Regions from separate parts of the Homo sapiens genome. Here region 1 is linked to region 2. A link is a loop called in an ENCODE intact Hi-C map of the cell type or tissue named here. Cell type or tissue: endothelial cell of umbilical vein. All regions are shown on one strand.

Region 1 (2,500 bases), 200 kb after region 2:
CAACTAAGTGTGCTGTTAATTGATGCTTTCGCCTAGGAGGTTCTTTAAACCTGCTTTAGAGGTGAGTCATGCATTCATATCTCAAATGAAATAACCACTTTCAGAGCATTTGTTTATTCAAGATTACTGAGATGCCAGCAAGGCTACAAAAAACCAGTTTGGTGTGAGACACTATTAGCCCAGTTGCTCCCCAGAGGAGGTGTCTGATTGTTCCTGCTGCTTTGAAGGAGTTTCATTCCAGGAAAGCATGACATAACTCAGAACTCTGATAACTGTACGAAGGCTGGAAGAGATAACTGAAGAAGTAAAAAAAATAGCAAGCTGGAGGCCAAGTGCGGTGGCTCACGCCTGTAATCCCAGCACTTTGGGAGGCTGAGATGGGTGGATCACTTGAGGTCAGGAGTTCAAGACCAGCTTTACCAACATGGTGAAACCCCATCTCTACTAAAAATACAAAAAAGCCCGACGTGGTGGCGGGCACTGTAATCCCAGCTACTTGGAAGGCTGAGGCAGGAGAATCCCTTGAACCCAGGAGGCGGAGGTTGCAGCGAGCTGAGATAGCACCATTGCACCCCAGCCTGGGAAATAGAATAAGACTCTGTCTCAAAAAGAAAATAAAATGGCAAGCTGAAATGTGAGAGTGAGGCCAAGTTTAATGATGTTTCTAAATGAGCTGTAAGGGACAGGGAAAGAAAAGACCAATGAGATGAAACCCCTCTGTGCTTAGCTTGCCACTAGGCCTAGATCTCCTTTTCTCCCTTTGAAGTCCCCTTCAAAGGTGTGAAACATACTAGGGAAAACAGAGCCAAAAGTTCCCAAGTAAATGAGTTTGTTTTCATTGTAGTTCCTCCAAAGCAGTTACTTTCTTCTCTTATTATTAGTAATAAGCCCATGAATCACCAAAACAAGTCAACACATCCTGTGTGCGCTGGGCTATACTTACACATGCCTAAGCGATTCCTGGGGCCAATCCTAAGAATGCTTAGCAGCAAAGCAGCCGTGAGCTTTGCGAACTCTGAACTGTGTAGGCCTATTAATTATTTGAGCCAAGAGTATTCTATACTCTTAAATACACAGACAACTATTATGTACTCAGATATATGACTCAGAAACACAACTTTTGTTAGCCTTGACAATAGGGTCGGCCTGACTGATTAACTCTGAAAGGCCATAGTTTGGGAAGTTTAGGTGGCTCTGTGTTATCTGCACAAATTTCTGCTATGTACATGCAACCTTTTACAAAGACAGATATAGATTTATCTTTAAAGGTAATAAACGCCTTAAAGGGGGCTACTTTTTAAGTAAAACATTTAAAATAAGCTAATAATTTTGGAGAGAATAAACTAGGAATGAATTTGAGCAATACATTTTTAAACCCTAATCATTCTACAAAGGGTTTGAGGAAGCAAAATTTGAATATAAATGAAGTATCACCTGGGATGACATTGGTGTCATGGATGTGAAGCTCAAGTTTATTCGGTGGCAGTGCAACACGATGCTCCAGTGCTGATGCCCTAGAGCCAGACCCCCTGCATTGACTTCCTAACCAGCTCCACCTCTTACTAAGCTCTGCTAACTCGGGCAGCTTAGCCTCCGTAATGCATGAAGGTTTTTTCATCTATAAAATGAAGCTAGTAATAATTCCCCACGGGGTTGTTGTGAGGATAGAATGAGATGATCCGTGGGAAACACGTGGCACCGCTGCAAGCACACAGTGAGGGCTCAATAAACATTAGCTGGCATACTTAACAGAGGTCAGGGGTTCTCAACTTGGTTGTTCATTGGAATCATCCGGAAACTTTTTAAAAATACTGATGCTTGGACCCCACCCCAGACCAAATGAAACTAAGTCTCTGGGATGGGCAGTTTTTAAAAAAGCTCTTCAGGGCCGGGTGCGGTGGCTTATGCCTGTAATCCCAGCACTTTGTGAGGCCGAGGCGGGCGGATCATGAGGTCAGGAGATCAAGACCATCCTGGCCAACATGGTGAAACCCCGTCTCTACTAAAAATACAAAAAATTAGCTAGGCCTGGTGGTGGGCGCCTGTATCCCAGCTATTCGGGAGGCTGAGGCAGGAGAATGGTGTGAACCCAGGAGGCGGAGCTTGCAGTGAGCCAAGATCATGCCACTGCACTCTAGCCTGGGTGACAGAGCGAGACTCTGTCTCAAATAATAATAATAATAATAAAATAAATAAAAAGCTCTTCAGGAGATTCTGAGGCTCAGTAAAAGCTGAGAACCACTGGCTAATGCCATGGTGGGGGCTGAGGCTGTGGTCAACACAAGTGGATAAGTTCTAGGGGCACCAGCTCTCTTATTTTTACAGCTTTGGTAGTACTTCTGCAGTACAGTCTCTGTGGATCAGATCTCACCCCATGTACTGAACTTACACAATAGCCTAATTATATGCATACTTACATCTATAGCTAAACTTCTTACCTCATGCTCACTCTCTTTAGAATGTACTGCATTTAAGAAGGCAGATGTTTCCAGGTGCTGAC
Region 2 (2,500 bases):
GTGGCTTTTCTAATAGAAGACAATCATGAAGCAATAATTCATGCCTTAATATTTCTTTGCAGCTATCACCCATTGTTCTTCATAGCCCTCCCATAAGTGGGTGATGTTATGGGTCCTGAGGAAATGGAGACCTATTGGGATGAATTTGTTCAGAAGAGAGAAGGCTTGCACACACGTGTGCATTCTCACAGGCACGCACTCTCTCGCACCACCCTCAGCACTCAGAGCTCTGCTAGTATCCCTTTCCCCTTTCTGACTTTGTATCTCTTAAGCCAGTCTTTTATCCCATGCACTGTGCCTCAGTGGAAAGTTCAGCTTCTCTATAAAACAACTTATTAAGGGAAGGATCACTATAGAGCTTCCTCAGAGCTCCAGAAAAGATAAGCTGACGGTCTGCTTTTCTTTTTCACCAAATCACCCTTCTCAGAGTATTAATGCAAAGAATAGCATGGAGGAGTGGGGAAGGAGGTAGGAGAACATATACATGACACAATTATTAGACTTCCAAAATCCTGTAAAAAAAAAATCTATCAATAGTATTCTGTGTTAGTTTTAGCTTTCTTAAATAAGCATCATCCATGCTCTTTTCCAAACAGGATTCACAAAAATGCTAAATGCATTTGCTGCAGACCAGTTCTGGGTCCTCAATGAAGAGTGGTTGGCAGTCAGGCTAGGGCTGCTCCTGGGAAATGCTGGAAGGGCCGGATGCTCCCCTGAGGAGTCTGTTCCCCCAGATCAGCCTAGAGGTCCAGTAGAATGGTTGCGTCCCAGCAGGATGTGACTCTTTGTTCTACCTATTCCTCTATTGTGACCCTTCAAAAATCCTACCTGTTTTCAAAGACATCATCCTCATTGTTCGTAACCCCCACCACCAACAACAAAAAAGCCAGATTGAGGCACCCGCTGACAAAGCAACTCTCTTGTTCTGGCACCTTAAGAAGGAAATGAGTTTACTTCCCTTCTGTAACTGAAGCAAAGCCTTCCCTCCCCGCTGTGGATATGGTACCACTCTGTAGCACGTTTCCTTCAGAGAGTCAGCTTTTCTGAACAATGACCCAACTGTTTGTACAGTATGGGAAACTATCTCTTGATAGAGTTTGGTGCACACCCTCCTACGAACCCAGACATGCACAAAAGTTCCACATTTCACCACAGGAAGTAAGACTGGTCAGGCTTCAGGCATCATTAATCATTTTGAAGTGATTATTCTTAAAAAGAAAAAAAAAAAAAACAGGGATGCAGCTTGAGTTAAGTCATGCCCAATAAAAATCAGCACTTCTCCTCAAAATTACATTTCTCTACTTCCGTGTGGAAAGTTAAGAGCTCCCTGTACTGACAAGAGCTGGGGTGAAATCGAGAATCTTCGTCTCTTTAATTGGAGCACAGACAAATACTTGGGATCTGACATGGTCAGATGGGGAAGAGGTGGGTGGAGTTTTACTTCCTTTGCCTTTCGGCTCAGAAATACACACATTTAGGAGGAAGATAAAGCAAGAACAATTTGGGATTTTGTTCCGGGAACTTCATTTTCCCCCATTGAAATGCCATTAAACAAAGCTTAGGACAATCCTGCTACGTGCACTCATTTAGCCACGGGAACTATGGAGTGCCCCACCCCCCATCCCCATCACTGAGGCCCTGCAGCCCAGCAGGCAAGGGCCAGAGAACAATTTAATTCCCCAGATAGGCTGCCCCACACAGAGGTTCCTCATCAAGGGAGTAGCACCAGCCCACTCTGCAAATCTGTTCACCCTGCAGGAAACACCTCCTTGTCTGCTTCTTTGAAGTAAAACTGTTTCTCTAGCATGGGAAAAGGGATAAGTAGAAAATGAAATCTCCAACTCTGTCTTTCCTGAAAGATTACATTTCCTGCTATCCTGGTTCAGGAGGAAATTCACTTACATAAAATTAGATTAATTTTCTTTCTGACGTCACCTGGTCTACCAGAAGCATCTTTTGTCCATTGCCTCTTTTTGAAACCTTGGCCATGTCCCCAGTCCTCAGTCATTCCTTAATCAGAACATCTGGTTCTCAAGTCAAGATTAAAAATCATAAAATAAAGGCAGAAAAGAGGCTGCCTCTTCTGTCCTTGTTCCGCATTGCCTCCTTCACCCTAGTCTTGCATAATCACTATGTAGATGCCAGCCCAGAAGGCAGCATCATCTTCACTTCCTTCCTCATCAGCCAACTGCTACATATCCCAGCTAAGCCCTAGTATTTGTTTTAATTTAAAGGGTTAAAGTGGAAAAGAAGAGAATCAACAAACTTTATTTTAGTACTCTAATCTACCTATTTTAAAATGTAATACATGTTATTAAATAGATTTGGGCTTGGGTTGTTTTTTTTTTTCCCAGAGTTTAGTTGCTTAAACTCATTTTGTATCTACCCAAGTGGATCCTTTTAAAAATCTGCTAGGAGTCAGATTGAAAATGACTGACAGAAAGCCTGAGCAGGGTGAGAAATGGGTTCACATGGGATGGTGGCCTGGCATGGGGTTTGG

What was found. A loop is a pair of places that touch in the nucleus more often than their neighbours do. Peaks named below come from ENCODE experiments on the same cell type or tissue, not always from the same donor. Only the 100,000 strongest peaks of a DNase experiment are listed, where the experiment ranks them.
Region 1: it touches region 2 in a loop (8-fold over the local background); 10 of 110 quality-filtered maps call a loop at or near these places.

What each region holds. Positions count from the first base shown.
Region 1 is chr5:74,632,246-74,634,745 of GRCh38, forward strand. ENC1 (ectodermal-neural cortex 1) reads right to left here. Exons shown (of 3, transcript NM_003633.4): 2 at 2,439-2,500. The coding sequence ends at 2,471. Among named protein-coding and RNA genes, the nearest start is that of ENC1, 7.2 kb to the right of the region's middle. In endothelial cell of umbilical vein, no CTCF peak of the experiment used is centred here; DNase peaks (open chromatin) are centred at 156 and 946; H3K27ac peaks cover 1,776 bases.
Region 2 is chr5:74,432,608-74,435,107 of GRCh38, forward strand. All of the region lies in intron 2 of LINC01331 (long intergenic non-protein coding RNA 1331), which reads right to left. Among named protein-coding and RNA genes, the nearest start is that of LINC01331, 100 kb to the right of the region's middle. RefSeq lists an enhancer at 1,131-1,220. In endothelial cell of umbilical vein, no CTCF peak of the experiment used is centred here; a DNase peak (open chromatin) is centred at 1,014; H3K27ac peaks cover 2,049 bases.